Regions from separate parts of the Homo sapiens genome. Here regions 1, 2 and 3 are each linked to region 4. Evidence: chromatin loops called from intact Hi-C (ENCODE). Cell type or tissue: PC-3. All regions are shown on one strand. Region 1 overlaps LINC02220 (long intergenic non-protein coding RNA 2220). Region 2 overlaps LINC02220 (long intergenic non-protein coding RNA 2220). Region 3 overlaps DNAH5 (dynein axonemal heavy chain 5). Region 4 overlaps LOC105374660 (a long non-coding RNA gene).

The links. Hi-C counts contacts between places; a loop is a spot of excess contacts. Peaks named below come from ENCODE experiments on the same cell type or tissue, not always from the same donor. Only the 100,000 strongest peaks of a DNase experiment are listed, where the experiment ranks them.
Region 1: it touches region 4 in a loop (5-fold over the local background); 3 of 110 quality-filtered maps call a loop at or near these places.
Region 2: a loop joins it to region 4, with 5 times the contacts of the local background. A loop is called at or near these places in 2 of 110 quality-filtered maps.
Region 3: it touches region 4 in a loop (15-fold over the local background); 2 of 110 quality-filtered maps call a loop at or near these places.

The regions. Positions count from the first base shown.
Region 1 is chr5:12,949,512-12,954,511 of GRCh38, forward strand. The region is part of intron 2 of LINC02220 (long intergenic non-protein coding RNA 2220); the gene reads right to left. Among named protein-coding and RNA genes, the nearest start is that of LINC02220, 81 kb to the right of the region's middle. In PC-3, no CTCF peak of the experiment used is centred here; a DNase peak (open chromatin) is centred at 3,080; H3K4me3 peaks cover 263 bases; H3K27ac peaks cover 785 bases.
Region 2 is chr5:12,933,168-12,938,167 of GRCh38, forward strand. All of the region lies in intron 2 of LINC02220 (long intergenic non-protein coding RNA 2220), which reads right to left. Among named protein-coding and RNA genes, the nearest start is that of LINC02220, 97 kb to the right of the region's middle. In PC-3, a CTCF peak has its summit at 2,775; a DNase peak (open chromatin) is centred at 1,784.
Region 3 is chr5:13,811,699-13,816,698 of GRCh38, forward strand. It overlaps DNAH5 (dynein axonemal heavy chain 5), which reads right to left. Exons shown (of 79, transcript NM_001369.3): 43 at 2,907-3,148; 44 at 1-125. Among named protein-coding and RNA genes, the nearest start is that of DNAH5-AS1, 46 kb to the right of the region's middle. In PC-3, CTCF peaks have their summits at 2,812 (motif pointing left) and 3,013; a DNase peak (open chromatin) is centred at 2,793.
Region 4 is chr5:13,476,321-13,481,320 of GRCh38, forward strand. The region is part of intron 4 of LOC105374660 (a long non-coding RNA gene); the gene reads right to left. Among named protein-coding and RNA genes, the nearest start is that of DNAH5-AS1, 380 kb to the right of the region's middle. In PC-3, CTCF peaks have their summits at 2,740 and 2,944; DNase peaks (open chromatin) are centred at 1,301, 2,721 and 4,701; H3K27ac peaks cover 2,062 bases.

The DNA of each region.
Region 1 (5,000 bases), 530 kb before region 4:
TTAAAATTCTGTATTCTGTGAAATTATCCTTTAAAAAATGAGGAAAGCATTTCTCAGACAAATAAAAACAGAATTAGTCACCAGCAGACCTGCCTTGAAATAAATTTACAAGAGTCTCTTAAGAGAAAGAAAATGATATACATCAGAAATTCAGATCCACATAAAGAAATAAAGAGCACCAGAGAATAAATAAGTTTTCTTTTTCTTAATTGATCTGACAGATAACAGCTACTTGGAAACACTAATAGCAAAATGTATCCAAGTGTGTATGTGTGGGTTTGTGTCTCCCCTTCTCATTCATGAATATCATTGATATGTTTCAAATCACCATAAATGTACCTACTAAGTATAGTCAAAAGTCCAAAAGTTCTTTTAACCATTTTCACATGTTATAGCAACAGACAAGTAAAACCTTTTCCATCCTATTTTTATAGCCTATGACTTTAAGAAGCTGATAAATAACCTGTGACAAATCTACAGAATCTTTAATAAAAACTACATTAATAGCTAAGTTGCTATCACGGTGACTCTTCTCCTTCTAGGACTTGAGATCTAGAGAGCTAATTTGAGAATGATTATTTTTATGAAAGTAGAAGATGAAGATATAATTTGGACATTTTTCTATTGTACTGATGTGACTTTGAGATTTCTAGTAAAATGTCCTCCTCAAAGGGGAAGAATAATTTTAACTGTGGATATTTAATCAAAGCTCTCCTACAATAACGTTTCCTTAATATTACAGTCACATTTGCATTCAACATTTATTTAATATTTCTTGGTAGAAAATAGATACATGAGATGTGTGCAAATCTGCTATTTTTTAAAACTGTTTATATTGGTTTTGTTTTGTTTTGTTTTGTCTTTTACTTTTCTTTTTCTTAACTTGGCAAAAGGATAATTATCCATATGAATTCATTTTGTCAGGCACTTGTCCTGTTCATTGATCCAGAAGAAAAGTGTGTCATTTTTATATTTATGTTCTATCAAAGATTTCTTTGTGAAACTCAATCCTAAGAATATTTACTTGTGGTATAACTCTGGTTATCTTATTCTATGTGATGTAGTGCTTATATTTTAATTGTGTGGTCCCACTTGCACTATGAAAGCAGAAAGCGGAGAAAAGTGTTGCTTTCACCCTAAAAATGAAAACAAATATTCAGGTAATGTAAATAATTATTACTTTCTTTCAATCATCAAGAGCTAGTTTCAAATTTCTTAAAATCTAAGAAAAAAAGGGCCTTGCAACGAGAAATAGTCTCTGGCTCAACTCCTGGAGACCACAAGAAGAAGTGATGACTAGACTTATACAAATAGATAAGATCTTAGCAAGAACCTTCAAGAACCTGTTGAAAGTTGAGTGTGAGCAAATGTGAAGCAACTTACCATGGAACTCAGCCTGCATAAAGACCATTATTGGAGTCTATCTATAGAAATGAACTCCATTGGCCCCAACTTGTTCCAGGACATGGGCAGCCACAGATATCCTTTGCCTGCAGTAACAGCAATCCTTCCTATTTCAAAATACCCTGAAACTACCCACATGCTTCATTATAGACCACCAAAGTCTCACTAGCTTTATAAAACCCTATGTTAATGGAATGTTTGCCAACAGACTGTCTCAGTGTATTCTCCTTTTTCTCTATAAAACTTACACTCCTGTCTAATATCTTTGAACATTTGCTGAAATGAATGATAGAGCAGATGGTTTCTCTTGATGCAAGTTGAGTAAAAGGCCTTTGTTGCTTCAGTTTTGGACCTAGTTTTTTTTTTTTTTTTTTTGGTGGGGTGCGTTGGGGGGGAATGCAGAGCCTCCTGGTAGCACCTAATTGCGGGCTCTTTTCCATACACCTGCACAGGATGCTTAAGAGCAAGATTCAGTTAGAAGTAAAACCAGAGAAAGCCTTTCAAGGTCCAGGCAAAGAGATAAGGAAGAAAGTACCAGTGGAGGAAAGACAGAAAGCTCACCTAGACTCTTCTACACTATGAAATAAAAGTATTGAGTCATGGAGGAAGGGTAGCAATACCTCCTGCCCCAGGGCACAGATAAAGATGCACTGTGGCTAGGAGAGTGTAAAAAAAAAAGACAAGTAAAAACTCCTTATCCACAGGGGAGGCACCACAAATAGTCCTGGGCAAAAAATAAAATAATTAAATAAATAAAAGGCTCAATAGATACCTTGATAACAGATATGAGTCATACTCCTAAAAGAAGAACAGGATGCCCATTTTGGAAAAATAATCACTAGATATACAAGGTAGAGTTTGGCTGCCATGGAAAGAGAGCAAATCACTGAAGAAACTTTATGAACTGGTCCCATGGATACAGGGTGTTCCTAGGAGACTGAGCTCTCACCCATCCATCCATCTCAAGCACCCAAAAGTAGAATAGGAAGTACTGAGTAATCAGCAACCACAGTCTACTACTAACAAAGGAACAAAAGTGTGAGTAGAGATTCCTTTTGATATACAGGCATGCAGTGAAGGCCAATAGATGAAGGTAGAGTGCTGATACTTTCAGTTACCACATCAACTACAAAATAAGCCTAGAGAATTATAAAGGCGGTGATTCACTGAAGGTAACAATAGCAATTGCAAAACCCAAACACCAACTCTTAACTATGAGGGTTGGAATCAACCCTCATACTAACGGCCTAGCATCCTAGCAAAAGAAAAGCTATGATCAATTCAGGACACGAATATTACTTACCTCAGTCTCTAATCCTTTATGTATGACACCTAGCCCTCAGTAAAAAATTTAGTGACACGCACAAAAGCAAGGGCGCTGGTGGCAAGGTACAACCCACTGTGAAGAGACAAAACATTCAACAGCAGCAGAGTCAGAGAAAGCTCACAGGTGGAATGAGCACACAGGAAATTTAAATTAATTATGATTAATGAGCTAAAGACTGTAGTAATGAGGTGGAAAATAAGGCATAAACATGTGGGGGATTTCACTGGGAAGACCAGAAGTATAAGAAACAATTAAATGGAAATGCTATTAAGAGCAAAAATAAAAGCAACTTCAGCAGCAAAATGGTAACTGATGATTAATGCCATTGGCAGGCATCAGTTAACTTTACGTATCTGAGGAAAGGATCAGTAAACTTGGACATAGGTCAATGGAAATCACCTAAAATGATATACTTTAAACAAAGAGTATAAATACTATAAAACAGAGTATAAAAATTAAAAACAGCAGCGGCTGTAATAGTTGTAAGACAAAGCCAAATATTGCAAAATACATACAAATGGAATTACAGAACAAGAGGAAAGAAGAAAAGACCAGATAAATATTTGAAGAGATAATTGCTAAGAATTCTCAAAAATATTTAAAAAATAACAAGCCAGATATACAAGAATCTCAGAGGACTCCAAGCAGGATAAATGGAAAAACAAATAATAAAAAATCAGAAAAAAACCCAGATCTATAAGCATAATTTTCAAACTGCTCTAAACCAAAGATAAACAGAACATCTTGAATGAAACCAGAAAATAAACAAAATGCATCAGTATCTCATGTACTCCATAAATATATAGACTTACACAAAATTGAAAAATTAAATAAAAATTTAAACAAATAAATAAATATTATTTGACAATTAAAAAGCATAAAGAAATACACATGGTAGAGGAACAAGAGAAGACGTTAAGCACATTGCTTGTCAGACACCAGAAATCCAGAAGACAATGGGATGAGACCTTCTAAAAGCAAAACACTGCCTATGTAAATTCTGAAGGCAGCAAAAGTCTTTCAAAAATAAAAGAGAAAGCACATAATTTTTCTAAAACAATCTGAGAGATTTCAATGCTGTCAAAACTACCCAAGAAAAGATTTTAAAAGGTACTCTCTGAAAAAGAAATATGATATAAGATGCAAGCAGGTGTCTGCATAAAGAAATCTCTCTCTCTCTCTCTCTCTCTCCATATATATATATATATATATATATATATATATATTTGAAATGGCTGATATGGAAGGAAATAGACAGAAATTCAGGAGCAAGATGGCAGAATAGAAGGCTCTATTGATCATACCCCTGACAAGGACATCAAGTGAACAGCTATCTACAAAGAAAAAACACCTTTCTAAGAGCCAAAATCAGGTGAGCACTCATAGCACCTGGTTTTAACTTCATATCGCTGACAGAGGCACTGAGAGATAGAAAAGACAGTCTTGAATCATAAATGCCACCCCTCTCCACCACCCCCAGCAGCTGGTAGCATGATACAGAGAGCATCTCTTGGGCACTGAAGGCAGAGAGAACACAGTAAGTGTGAGGCATCAAACTCAGTGCTGTCCTGTTAGAACAGAAAGGAGAACCAGACCAAACTCAGCTGATGCCTGCCTTGGAGGGAGCATTTAAACCAGCCCTAGCCAGAAGGAAATTGACATTTCCAACTCTCCAAACTTGAGTTCCTGCAAACCTGGTGACCTACTAACTAAAGAACCCTTGGGCTCTGAATAATCAGCAGCAATACTCAGCTACTGAATCAAGGGCCTTGGGTGAGCCTCTGAGAATTGCTGGCTTCAGGGGAGTCTCAGCACATTACCAGCTGTGGTAGCTATGGGGAAGAATTCCTTCTGCTTGAGAAAAGCAGAAGGAAAAGAAAAGGCCACTTTGTCTTGCACCTTAGGTACCAGCACAGCCATAAGGAAGTAGAGCACCAAGTGGATTCTTGGGGTCCCCAATTCCAAGACTTGACTCTTGGATGGCATTTCTGGACCTGCCTTGGACAAGAGGAGAGGCCACTACCCTGAAGAGTGAGTCTCAAGCCAGGAGGCATTGACTACAAGCTGACTTGAGAACCCTTGGGCCTTAAGGGACCATCAGCAGGAGTCTGGCAGTACTCCTTATGGCCGTGCTGGTGGTGGCTGTGGGGTGAGATTTCTCTGCCCTTGGAAGGGAGCAGGAAGCGTGGAAAGGAATGCATTTTGTAGTTTGAGTGCCAGTTCAGCCACGATAAAATATAACACCAGGTGGACTTATAAGGTTTTTGAT
Region 2 (5,000 bases), 540 kb before region 4:
ATTTACAAAAAAATGCATTGTTAAATATAAAGTTGAGTCTAATATGGTACTAGAAAAATGATATATTATGTATAAATGATGCTAAGATAATTATTTAAATATGTGAAAACCACTTTTTTATTTATATCAAACACCAGAAAAAATAACAGCATTATTTTAAAATATTATAAAATTCATTGAATAAAATCTTAGAAAAAATGAAAACATAAGTGAATATCATAATATACTAACTGAAAATAATGTATGCAACGCTCATGTGCAAAATTCAAAAGAGAAATGTTGATGAGTTTGACCAAATACAAATTAATGACATTTACATGATAAAAGTAAACAAAATCAAGAGGTAAATGAAAATATTAAAGAAAAAAATGCAACATGTGAAGCGGTTTGTTAATATACTTAATATCTAAAGAACAATTTACAAATCATAAAAAGAACAGTATCTTACAATATAAAATTGGGCACAGTTTACATTAAAAAAGATATTTCAAGAGAGCAAGATAAAATAATTTTAACAGAAATAAGGAAACTGTAAGAGGTTTCATTCCCCACGTTTCATTTTATTGTTGTAACTGCTATAGTGGGCTCATAGTACATTTTACAATGACAATAAAAGATTACTAGTGGTTCCTTGTGCCAATGGTTTTGATGGCACAAAAGATTAGATCATCTTCATTGATCTAACAGTCATGACCTAAATTTGTTTTCATTTGTTCAGCAAAGCTAACGGTTATGTAACTGAAGTACTGAAATTTTAAAAGCAGCATATACAAAACAGTATGCCCAAATATAATATGAATTATTTTATTAACCATTTTATCCTTCATAACTCTTGAACAAGATGTATATATGTAGGCACAGGGTATGTTTTAAAATAATAGAGAAAACAAGGCTGTGAAAAGAAAGTTAATTTTCAGAATCTTGACAAAACAACTAAATTGATATAAAAATTTCTACAGATATAAAAGGTATCAATAGGTACAAGAAACAAGAATCTTATTTGAAAATGCATTAGTACTTGGTTACTGTGGCAGGTTAAGGAATGGCTCCATGAATGCCCATGCCATTAATCTCCGGAAACTAATTGCAGGAACCTCTGAATATGATATCTTACATGACAAAGGAAATTTTGTAGATGTGATTAGAAATTTTGAGATTCAAACATTATCCAAGTGGGCCCAATGTAATTACAAATTACTCTAAGAAAATGCAGGAAGGTCACAGTTAAGAAATGGTGGGAGGATAGAGACAAAAGTCAAAATGGTGAGAATATGCTATACTGTTGGCCTTGAAGATGGAGGAAGGGGCCATAAATCAGTGAATATGATGACCTCTAAAACTTGGAAAAGCTCTGAGACTCCTTTCAGAGCCTCCAGAAGAAACAAATCCTGCCAATCCCTTGACTTTAGCCTAGTGAGAATGATGTTGGACTTTTGATCTTGGAAATATAATTTGTGTTGTTTTAATCCAGTAAAATGTGGTAAATTGTAACAGAAGCAATAGAAAATTATAGAATCATAATCTTTTTTTGTTGAAATCAGGATATAATTTCAAAATCAGAGAACAAACCATGATTATTTATTTAAGTTGTTTTGAATGTGAAGGAGATTTTTTATAAAAGCATGTTTTGGGATGTGGGGGAGCCTATTTGTAAGGAACATGGCTATGCTGCAGCCAGGAAGGCAGAGGCTGAGGTAAACACCCTGCATGACTCAGCAGGATTGGAACACAGGTGCACAATTCCATGTGTTATATAATCACAGCTATGTAGCCATAACATGGGGAGACTCATCACCTGGCTCTGAGCCACTATTGTTTGTGAGGTGTGTAAATGCAGCACTGACACTGTGAGAGAGCTGCTGAATAAAGCCATGTTGGATCTACCTCCTGTCTTTCGAGTGTTCTGGAAGAACACTTGCAGCTCCCTGCCCCCCATCCACCCACTCCCCTCAGACCTCATCTGGGGCTCGAACCTGACATTTGGCATAGTTGGCAGGATGAGGTGAGTGGGTATTCAGCACCTGAGGCTCCTGGGTTGGCTATGTGGCTGCAGAACGGACTGTGGTACTCAGTGGCAGTAGTGCTGTTAAGATGGGCCCCAGTGGAAGCATGGGAGGCAATGGTCTGATCTCCCTCAAGGGTGGAGAAAGCACCGAAGCACCTGGAAGCATACAGCACCAAGAAGGAATGCGTCTTTGCCTCCAGAGTTGGATGGGTGTTTCTAACTGCAGTTCAGGAAGTACATGTTCAGTACTGCACAGGTAAGGGACCTCCAGGTGCAAGCTGTGCTCCTGGGGGCCCAAATGCACAGCTTAGAGCAAAACCTGGGGGTAAGGGAACACCAGCCACAAACAGGACACTTAGAGGCCCAGATAAACAGCCTGGAACAGGAGTTAGAGACTGTCATCAGTGTGATCTTGAGCCCATCCTCCCAGCCAGAAACTCCTGTTCAGTCTGATGATGAGGAGGAGGAGGTTCCTCCACTGTGGGCTCACCCTGTGATCCTTCAGAAGGTAGAGCAAAAAAGCCATTGGGCCCGAAGGGTGGGCCCAGGGACCCCCTCCCATAGTAGAGCACACTTCATATAGTGCCTACACTCCCACTGAGTCATGGGAGTTAGGCAAGCAGTGTAGGCAGTGTCTAGGGGAGCCCCTCCCCACCTGAATGCTTTGTCTCTGGGACAAAGTTGTGGATGCATTTTCTGCTCAGCCTCCAAGATGGAAAAGCTGGCTTTAATGACAGTGTAGACTGATGCCTGTGAAGTACCAGAAACTGTCAGTAGATGACAGTTGTGTACAGACTTGGTGCAAGTGATTCGGGAGAAGGATAATGCTGAGTGACCCAGTCCCTCCCAGGCACTTCAGTTCAAAGACACTTGCTGCAGCCAGGCAGGTGTGTAAAGATTTTACTGTCTAATTAGGGAACTGGCTGAAGTGCCTGGCACAGGGGGACACCAGACAACCAAAGGCCACATGTGACTTGGCAATCCACTGATCCCTGATCCCAGATAAGTTTCTAGGAAAGGATACATAGGCAGTTCTGAAGACCGGTCAGTGAAAGTAAAACCTGTATCTTTGCACTTTGACATCGGCTGCTTAGCTCTCCACTTATGCACTGTGTATGTCTCTCCCATACCTGAATACATTCTGGGGGTGGATGTTTTACACAGCTTGGCAGCTGTGTTGTCTGTCATGGATTTGACGGACTGCTTGACAAAGGAATGGGGACAGTACCACTATATATCGGACTTGGCTAATGCATTCTTCTCAATCGACATCACTCCGGGAAGCCAGGAACAGTTTGCCTTAATGGGAGGGCAACAATGGATTTTCATAGTGTTGCCACAGGGCTATGTGCATAGCCCCATCATATGTCATAGTCTTGTTGATATTACATTAACCTCTAATTCTCTTGCAGATTTAGAAGCAGCAACACCCCTCTTGCCTGGGATTAGGATGATGCAGCTAAGACCACCTTCCTGGCAGCCAAGCAGGCTATTCAGCAGGCACAAGCCCTATGGGTGATTAATCAGAGGCACCCATTTAAACTTAATGTACATGTGACCACCGATAGTTTTGACTAGGGCCTATAGTGGTGCATAGAGTGCTTTAGAATGCCAGTAGGCTTTTGGTTCCAACCTTGGAAGGGAGCTGAGCTCTGGTATTCATTATTAAAAAGCAGTTAGCTGCTGTATATGCTGTCCTTCAGGTCTGTGAGAGAATGATGGGACAGGCTATAGTAGTCATACGGACAACTTACCCAGTAGAGGGGTGGGTACACTCATGGGTAACAACTCCCTGCACTGGGATGGCACAGATATCCACTTTAGCAAAGTGGGGTGCCTACTTGGAACAGCAAAGTATACTGAGTACAAGTCCCTTAGCAACAGAGGTACAAGAGGTCTTGGGGCTTGTAGTCCTAATGCAAGATAAGGCCATGGGGCCTGAGGCACCCCTAGACCCTGAGCCCTCACCATTTAAAAAAGGGTGCCCCCCAATTCTTGGTGGGGAATGGTATATGGATGGGGCCAGCTGGGGTGCTACTACTGCCTGGACTGCTATCATCGTCTAGCCTAGTACTGACGCTATATGGTTTGATACCAGGTGTGGATAAAGTGGCTAATGAGCTGAACTCAGGGCAATGTAAATGGTGATCGCCAAGAAGGTGATACCTATAGTAATCTTCACCAATAGCTAGGCAGTTTATTGAGGCTTAACCTTTTGGTTAACTATCTGAAAGTTACAGAATTGATGAATGAGTCACTGGCCCATATAAGGCCAAGCCATATGGCAAGACCTATGGAAGGAAACATGTCCGTCTCCGACCAGGTATGGGGATGAATGATAATCTGTTGTTGCCTGCCCCAACTCCCCTGAAGGCAAGAGAACAGAAAGCCTGGTGTTGGCCATGGACCCTCCAAGCCCCTCACTGCAGGTGATTGGCTATCATAGCCCCCTGGGGGGAGGGCCTGCAGTATTACTTACATGTTACTCCTTGGGTATTTAATGTGTGACCTCCATGATGGGCCATTCCTAAGGGAACGGCCAGGGAAGGGACCCTCCTCCAGGGAACATATGTATTGTCTGTGTGGCCTATCATGAGCTCCCCTGTGACTCTGGCACAGGTACAGGACCCAAAAGAACCATGGGGAGCTGATAAGGTGTGGTACCATCGCCCAGGGCAGAAGCCCTTAGCAGCTGCATTGTTATCCAGAGACAAAAAGTTGGCCTGTATTTTGCCTGAGGAACGTAATTTATCCCTGTTAGTACTCGTGCCCGCTTTGGCGTTTCGGCCATAGTTTGGCATGCTCCTACAGCACCATGGACTAGGCCCACACCTATGCTGAGCTGACCAATGTCTCCAACTGCTGGATGTGCACCCTCCTTCCAGCAGCAGCTGTGGATGGCTTGCCCTGGGGTTCTGTGAAGAATTGGATGTGGCTAGAGACTTGGGGTCCCATGGACAATGCTTGGGGTGCAACATGCAAGCTTTGGATAAGA
Region 3 (5,000 bases), 340 kb after region 4:
GCCTCCAGCACCTCCATCTTGTATTCTAAGTTCTGGATACAGAAGCGATACAAGTCTGGGAAAGACTCGGTGTACAGCTGACGAAGAATTTCTGCTTCTTGAGGTGAGCGTTTCTTAAGAAAACCCTGTCAGTTCACAGACAAGTGTATTCATGAAACTTATTAGCACACTAGGAAAATGGTCATTTGGGGACAAAAATTTTAAAAGTATCTGTTAATAATGATAATATCTAATGATTATACCACACACTATGTTCCAGGCTTTGTTACAAACTCTTCCACGTATTAATTCACTTAATCTTCAAAACAACCCTACAAGGTAAGAACTGTTATTATCCTCCTTTTACACATGAGGAAACAGAGGCCCAGGAAGTGTAGGTAGCCTGCTCAGGAGCCCACTGCAAGCAGGTGGCAAGGGCAGAATTCAGACCCAGAAAGCCTGGGCCTACATGTTCAGCTACTACACTATCCATATGCTCACAGATGGAGAAATAGTCTTCAACTCTTGATTAAAATATGCTGGGAGAAAATGAGAAGGCACATATATGGAAATAACTCAGGGGGGAAAAGTAAAGAATAAAAGATGAACAAAGGAAATCCATACCCAGGTTTTTTTTTCTTTTTTTGAGACAGGATCTTACTCTGTCACTCAGGCTGGAATACAGTGGCATGATCTCAGTTCACTACAACCTCCACCTCCCAGGCTCAGGTGATCCTCTGGCCTCAGCCCCTCAAGCAGCTGGGACCACAAGTGCATGCCACTACACCCAGCTAATTTTTGTAATTTTTGTCGAGACAGGGTTTTGCCATATTGCCCAGGCTAGTCTCAAACTCCTTGCCTCAAGCAATCTGCCTGCCTCGGCCTCCCAAAGCGCTGGGATTACAGGCATGAGCCACTGTGCCTGGCCCCCAGATTTTTTTTTAACAGAAAACAAAGATTTACTACAATTAGTTGTTTCTTTTTATTTCTTCTAATTTAATTAATAAACAATGTAGAAAAATATCAAGGATATTCATGAAAATGGAGAATTTAGTCATTTGAGAAACCTAGTATTAAGAAACTGCATCTCATAAATACCACTTAACACACAGCGTTTCCTTAAGATGAGGCAAGTTCTCTTAAGGTCAAGAGATCAGCTCATTCTTCACCTCAGTATTCCAAGAAACAATTAGAGACTCTGAACAGAAGCAATAAAATGTTGATTCTGAATTATTCATTAGTTCATGAATTTACCATGATTCTACCTCGACAAAAACATAACATAGCACTTTTGAGTTGATGGAACCGAAAGACGACATTCACTAGGGCAGGTAACCAGGTTGGCTCCCTGAAGCTGACAGATTGTCAGCAACACAACTTTTCAATTACTCTGCCCTCTAATAACTCTCAGAGCTGGCCTTCCTGTTCTAAACATTTCCAATCTGATTCTTCTCATGAGTCTTGCTTTTCCTAACAATTTCCAAAAAAGAAAATGCATTATTTAAAACATATAGGATATTATGAGGTGGGTATAGCATTAAAGTAAAGGTCTTATTCAGTCTCAGTATGGACAGACTATAGCAAAAGCTTATTTTATAAATAGCAAACTCATGCATTAGCTAGTACTCCTTAGCTAGTTGTATAAAAGTATTTTTCAAAAACCTTTTTGAAATTGAAGTATTTTGGAAAAATCATATATATACATTTTCACTGGTAGTTTGCTGTACCTGTGGTTTCCAAGCCTGGCTATGTGAAAAAAAAATGTTGTGGCACTTAAAAGAAAAAAAAAAAAAAAACAATCCTGAGTTGCCTCCCAGAGATTCTAATTTGGTAAGATTGAAGTGTAACCCAATCATCTGTATTTTAAAGAATTGTCATTAGTGATTACTTTTGCAAAAACAGGGTTGCAACCCTCTGCTTTTATTCTCCTTAATGGGTGGATAATCTAATTGTGAAATCTGAAAACTTTACAACTATTTTTAGTGACACATTCAACTCTATGTCAACATCATTTTGCTATATGATTCCCTCCTTCTTCCCATCTTCATACCAAATCTAAAGCCTTTTGCAACAGAGTTGAGTAAATTCTGGAAAGACATTAGTAAAAAGTTAGGATATAACCATATAGAAATAAAAGTTTGAAAATGTAATGATATAATGTAAATAAACATCTACTTTATTTAAATTAGGAATTTAAATGTTTTCAATCAAAATCATCTTCGAAAAACTTAGGTGATGAAAATATTCAATATAACCAACTATGTAAAACAAGATTTTTCATGTGGCTTATCTAATAAACATTCTGCCTTACATTATAATATTTATATAGCAAAATATCTAAGTATGCAAGGCATTTATTTATAATATAATTTTGATCAATATATTCTAGGATATATTGCTGGTAATAAAATAATATACCTGATTATGAATTGATGAGATGTTATCTGAAATATTATTGCCAAGTTCAAATTTGGAACTAACGTTATAACTAATGAATCTCATAAAAATTCCTTATATGCAATTTTAATAAACTGACTCCAAGTTAATGTTCTAAGATGGTCCTCCTAAACTTTATGTGAATGTGTACCTTTCAAAAATATCATGAATCCCCAGATTGATCAAATTAAATTTTACTTATTCAGTCCTCAGACACAGTTTGGCAACACTGTTGGTTCATACAGGCCTGGCAATTACTCTACAACCCAGAGGTTGGAAATCCCAGTTCAAAAGTGATTGGAAGAGTAATGAAGAAATATGTTAGGAGCAATCAGGGTTTGAATGTCCCAGTGCATTCAAGTATCTTCCACAAACATTAGCATAAAAATGCAGTTACACTGCCATCTGCAGAAAAATTGGCACACACACTAAAAGAATGCTAAAGGATCTGTTTTCCTTTTTAATTATACAAAAGAAGGATTCAATTATACCTCAAGAATAGGACTCCAATCAAGGATAGAAGAGCTCATGAAAACCATTCCATTTCTTGAGACGGTGGCAGGAGAAGCATTGTCAATGTTATGAGGCTCGAAAATGATCTTGCAGTTTGGAGCCATGGGAATCCGATCACCATTGGCAAGGGTTAGAGTTTTGTTATCATCCAAAACAGAATTCAGATTTTCAATCCAGATGGCATCTACTGGACCATCAAGAATTATCCAGATATGTTCCCCTAGAATACCCCACCAAAGGGAAAAAAAAAATACATACACTCATGCAGTGCATGTACACATAAGTTTAAAATAGCTTGAAGAACTATTATATTAGATGTAATTTTCATTAATTTTTAAATATAGTTTTGCTCCAAATGATTACCTTGTTTTATTACAAAGGATCTTCAAAGATCTTTATATAGTAGTCAAGGCCCATAATTAAATCAAAAAGTAGTTTGTTTATTGGACAAATATTCATTGAGCACCTTGCATATGTCACTGTTCTAGGGGCTGAGGATATTGTGGTAAATGAGACAATGTCCTGCTTTTGCAGAGCTTACATTCTAAGGAGTAGAGATGACAAGCAAACAAATAAAAGTTTAACATACAAAAAAACTAAGTAGAATGAGGGCATGGGGCATGTTTTAGATAAGGTGGTCGATAAGATATTCCAGGAAGAGAATGAAGTGATGTAAAGATCTAGAGGTAGAATATTCCAGACAGCAAGAACAGAAAGTGCTAAGCCCCTGAAGCAGATACAGGCTTAGTGTAATACAATGGACTGAATGTTTGTGTTCCCCTAAAATATCCTCATGAACAAGATTAGTGCCCCTATAAAGAGACCTCAGAGAACTCTCTTGCCCTTCTGCAACATGGGGTACAGCAAGAAATCAGCAGACTGCAACCATGAAGAAAGCCCTCCCCAGAACCCGACCATGCTGGCTCCCTGATCTCAGACTTCCAGCCTCTGGAACTATGAGAAGTGAATGTCTATTGTTTATAAGCCACCCAGTCTCTAGCATCCCAAACTAAGGTGATCACGTTCCAGGAACAGTAAGAAGTTGAACCTGAAGGGCAAAAAGAGGAGGAAGGGGAGAGGTATATGAGGGCAGTGGGAAAGACAGAGCTATGGAACCCATTCTGGTTTGCACCTAAGTCTAAGGCATCCAACAGAGATCCTCGTAGAGTTGCTGAGTTGGGAATTCAGGAGAGAGGTCAGGGCTGGAGATTAAAATGTGAAAGTCACCAGTTCAGAGATGGGATTTAAAGCTGTGGGACTGGGTAAGTTTCTTCTAGATAAGTGTGGAGAGAGAAGAGGGCTGAAGACAGAGGCTCTGTAACCCTTAGGCTTCTGGCATGGTCTCCTGTGTTTGCTCCCCTTTCTTCCAGACTTCTCAAGGAAGCAGAAGTGGAAAAAGAGCTAGCAGGATGAGGAATCCCTGCAGCCCAGAGAAGGAAGGGTTTCAAGAAGGCAGGCGATCAACTGTGCCGAATGCTCCTCAGGGCAGTACCAGACTGAGAACTGGCAATTTGTATTTGACAAGCTGGAGGTCAGGGGTGTCCTTGATACAGCAATTTCAGAGGAACACTGGGCAAAAAACTTGACAGCAGTCATACGAGGAGATACTTGGAGGTAGAGAAAATGACAAACATCAGCAGATTGCTCAACAAGAATGTCATTGTAAATTTAGGTATTTGATTTAATAATAGCATTCCTCTTAATTTCTCAACTACTACCTTCTCTTACTCACCAACACCATGACCTGTCTTGTGGTTCTAAATTTTCTTTGCTATGCAACAACCGTGGGATAGTCTATTTAAAATAAAATGCTTTGAAAATCCTAATCAAGTTCATTCAACTAGCAATTCAAGTAAAATGGTGATCTAATCACCAGAGTCACTTTGAAAGAAAAAGCATATGTTGCCTTTTTTTAATGTGGAAAGGGGAAAAAAAAAACAAAAAAACCTCTGCGCTCTTGTTCTTTTAAGTCACATTTTGTCACTGGGTCTGTGTTTACAGTGGGTTAGTGGAACAAATCAGGAATAAAATTCGATTTATTTCCAGTAGAACAAAAACAATTTCTAATATGA
Region 4 (5,000 bases):
TGATATCAAATTTAATTTCTTGGAAAATAAAAGTTTGCTTTCATTTCTTTTTTTCCCTGGTATATTGCTACACAAGTCAAAGTTAAAGATGCTATAGAAAACCTAGGCAGCAATTTTATTACAGCTGGCTTTTGAAAGTTCACAGAAGGCTGCAATCATAAATGTCATTTTCATTAGAATAATGTGAAAGGTTACATGCCGCACAGAATAAGACAAGGCTCAGCCGTGGTTTACCATCTTTGAGTTTCCTGGTGTACAAATGATCCCTCGGGCATTACAGCCACAACACCTCACAGGCAAACCAAAGTGAATACATATAAAATAAAACTCTACTGGAAAGAATGCATGAGGTCCTGGCAGTGAAAATTCTATAGAAGTTAAACATTTTCTCATTTAACATACCCCCTCAAAAAAAAAAAAAAAAAAAAAAAAAACTTACCCAATGCTCAGCATTATCCCCGGGAATGCACTTCTAAATCTGCACTGTTTGGAGCTAAATGATAAAGGAACAGCAAGAGCTCTCTTTCAGAACACATAAGCTTATTTAAGACCACAGAAAAGACCATCTCCGGAAGGAAAAGGAAGTGTGTGTGTGTGTGTGTGTGTGTGTGTGTGTATGCATGTGCACACGTGCACACACACATGCATAGTCAGGTGTGTCTTGTGCATTTATGAGTATTCCTGAACAATTTTAACTTCTAAAATGTCACAAGAGTTTGGCTTCTTGTTTATCATTTAAAAAAACCAACTAGATACATTGATCCAGGATGCCAGGATGAAATTTAACTTTCCATGGCACTACCAAAGTAAGTGGACAATGCTGCGGGCTGCTGGTCACCAGTATCTGCATGCCCCCTCTTCATCTTCACTTGGGTCTCTGCTCAAATCCATCACCTCCTCAGAAGCTCACCTACGACTCTCTGATGAGGGAACACACACTCCCCCTGGCCAGGTTAATTTGATGAGTCAACCTGGCTCGGCTACAGTGCCCAATTGTTTGGTCAAATACTAATGACGATGTTGGTGGGAATGTATCCTGTAGATGTGATTAACATCTATAGAGGACTTTAGATAAAGATTACCCTTGATAATGTGTGTGGGACTTATGAAATCAGTTGAAGTTCTTAAGAGCAAAAACTGAGGTTTTCCCAAGAAGGAATTTTGCCTCAAGACTGCAACATAGAAGTAGTGCATTACATCAGCACCATGTGGGAAAGAAAAAAAAATAAAAAGGAGTAGTAGTACTTAGGTTTCCAACCCACCTAGTCTACCCTACAGATCATGGACTTGGCAGCCCGCACAATAACAACCACATGAATCACTTCCTTACAATGTCCGTCTCTCCCTCTCTCCTTCTCTCGAAATACATATATACTTTACTGGTGCTGTTTCTCTGGGGAATACTGACTGATACAGCCTGCTATTCTGTAAGTTTTCCATCTGACCACAGATCTGTCTGTAAGGCAAGGTCACTATATTGAATTGACCTAATCCAATTTGGCCCATCAAGAATGGTCAGATACATTTGATAAATATCACTTGTCTCCAGCAATTAAAGTTACATGGAAGTTTTAAGCCTTCTCTTCTACTACCTGGTTACCAGGGAGTTGTTACAATGAAAATGTGTTTTAGATGAAATAAATATTTTTAAAGCAAACTTTAAACAAAATAAACAGATTTTAGCCTACGTATAGACATACATTCTATTGGTTCTGTTTTTCTGCAGAAGTCTTACTGATACATCCCCTTTCTCTAATTCATCATTCTTCCTAACAATTGTCAGCACCAGCTAAAATACATATGTGGATGTTTATATTTTACTGGTACCTAGGACAGTGTCTGGGACCTAGAAGTCATCCAACTTATACCCATTTATGGGATGCATGGATGAGATGCTGACTTTCCCCAGTCACTGAAATGCTTTACATGAATTAATTCATTCAACCCTTCCTTCCAGCTAGCTCCTTATGAGGCTGATGTCACGTTTTGCTTCCATTTTTCAGGTGCTGAAACTTGGTTGTAGCGAGGTAGAGGGACCCCCCCCAAAAGTCACATAGCTAGCACAGGCGAAGGTGGCCATTAAACCAGGAAGCTGGTCCCCGGAGCCCACGCTCTCAAACACCACATTCTAAATCCCCTTGTGGGAGTTTTCAGCTTCAACAGGATATTGTTTAGAGAGACAATCTTTTTTTTTTAAGTTAAAACCACTAATCACATGTATTAATAAGGTTAAAATATTCTGTTAATTCTGTGATCTTGGGAATCTCACATGATTTGGAGGCACTCTGTTAGACTAGAAATGAGAAATTTTTAATTTAAAGGTGAAAAGAGGAAAAGGGAGTTGAAAAAAAGGAACATTCAATATCATCAGATGTTAAATAGACTTCAGTAAAAATAGTTTCCAAAAAATTAAAATAGAGCAAATTGGCTCACTGCAAAGATTCTAAAAGTAAACAGAGCTGAAAGATCATGGGAGATGTTTGAAAATGAAATATTTCTATCTTCACAAATTATCCTAGTGAGGAAGAAACCAATAAATAAGGTAGCAAAATCTAACAAGAAGGAGGCAGAGGCACAGGGTGATTCTCTAGCAAGCCCCAGAATATGATGCACGATAGAAATAGCGGCCACAATTAAACATTTTCCCTCTGGCCACACCTTCCACCGGGTCGCAGCTTCTGGTTCTGAGTCTCCAAGCCTGCTTAAAAACTGACCCAGAGTTTCTGGAACTCTGTCCCCACCTAGAGGCCTAACAGTAAATAAGAATGAAGGAATTGTAAAATGCAGAGCCGCAGTGCCCAGCGTGTGGCAAGCTCAGTAAACATAGCTATAATCATCACTGATAAAACAGCCTTTAATTATTCTGTAAGCACTTATGAAAGGAAGGGAGCATGCCTAGGAGCCAATAGCAAGTATGTCAGCCATGGAGCTTTCTCTTGGGATACTGCGTCTTGATGTCAGCAACATTTTTGACAAAAATTGCATGGATAGGTTTGTGGTCATCATCAAAAAAAAAAAAAAAGTATGCTGGGTTGTATGGTTAGTTAGCCTGATAGCTGAATAAGCAATGGTGTCCAAACATTGTGGATCTCACATAATACCTGACAACGAGTTTCCATGGTACTGGCTGGCAAGCGACAGATACTGCAAGGCTGGCATAGGTCTGCCCATACCTGATTGGAAGGCAGGTATCTTTATCATTAATAGCTTCTCACTCTAAATGTTTTTCCCCCTCTCTTTACTCTCCTCCTAGGCTTATGTCTAAACTTATTTTGCTACTGGGATAAAGGGGAGAGGAGTCAGCCTCTGTAACAGAGGCAAAGTTACATGTCCAAACTACATACACATCTGACAAAGGCCAGCTGCAGAGACCAGAGGGGCCAGAGCTGGTATTTGCAGATGGCAGCGTGGCCTCAGGCCCCCAAGTGAGCACTGCCTATAAAACTGTCTGACCTTGGAGGTGTACAGGGTTGGTGTGCTATGGTCAACTCCTCACCCCCAGCAAGGGGTCTACCCCAAAGTCTTTGTGTGGAATTCCTTTGTCTTTGGGGAGATTCTTTGGGGGCTGCCTAGAAATCAAGACCTTCCCTAGCTACATATGTTGCCACAGAAAAGTCGGATTTCCTGTCCTACCAACCTAATCCCCACAGGAAATGGGTCGGACTTAAGGTTCTGGAGATGGCCATGATCTTCTCCCAACCAGCTCTGCCATGTTTCTATCTTCTATAAGACTTCCCTGGTGCCATTGGAGCTTGTCTACGGGTACTGCCACGGAACAACCACCAGATGAAATTAAGTCTCAGGCCCCAAGTTCAGAAACACCACAATCTTTAGGGGAAATATGTCGAGTGGCCCTTTATCCAGTGATAAGAGAAAGAGCCACTGCTCTCTGAAGACCCTCAAAAACATTCTGTTCCTAAAGACCCCTCATTTCCCTTCCAAATCTCTGTGAAGTCATCTCCTTAGAGTGTAGGGGGGAGACACAGTGAGGCTGTCAGGTCCTTCCGTAGTTCTGGCTCAGGTTGTTAAGGTCTCCGTTGAGCCCGGACATTCACAGTCAGTGCGAGACTGGAAAGCAGCATTTAATGTGTCAAGTTATTGCTACAGAAAACACTGTATATGACCACATTACACCTGCTTAATACAAGTAAACAGTGGGATGTGGCTGCCATTAGCTATATGCTATAAAGATAGTGAACTGTTTATTGTCACCCAGGCCCTCTGCTCCCTGGCCCACCTAAAGCACTGTGCTGGGCGGACCAAAATGCCTTCTCCTTGAAAAAGAGTTTGAGAAAGCAGAGACCCGTTCGGGATTGAGTGCTGTCAGGAAGGAAGGGGGAGGCAATTCAGAGCTCTGATCTGTCATTTTTCCCTAGGAGTAGGGAGGATTTAAGAGCCCACTGCTGTTAAATCACATAGCACAAGCCCAAGTCTTATACTCTGCCTCTCCTAACTGCCTCTTACTTAGAGGCCCCATGTTTCCTCTGATGCTTATTTTCCCACATTGACACAAGTTTAATAAACCTAACTTTGACTCTAGTGAATTTATGGCAATCTTTGGCTAATGCAAATGGAAAACCAGACACTGTTGATTGCAATGTATTGTTTGAAGAGGATCCCTTGTCTTCTCAAATTTCACTGTGCATATAAATCAAATTGCGGTCTTGTTAAAATGCATACTCAGATTCAACAGGATGACGGGGGTGGGGCCTGAGAGCTTGCATCTCAAGCATGCTCCAGGTGATGCCCTTGCTCCTGGCCTGAGGCACACACTGAGTAGCAAGGATCTGGTACACTGGATCTCAAACCAGATATTTTTTTAAATCACCTGGAGAGCTGCAAAAAAATTACTGAAATTTGGATCTCACTCCCAGAGATTCTGATGTAATTGCCACCATCAAGGCAGATGATTCCAATATGCAGCAAAATCTGGGAAATATTTTCTACTATCTTATCATAGAGTGTGGAAGGCATTGAGGAGCTAAAATAGCAATTGCAAA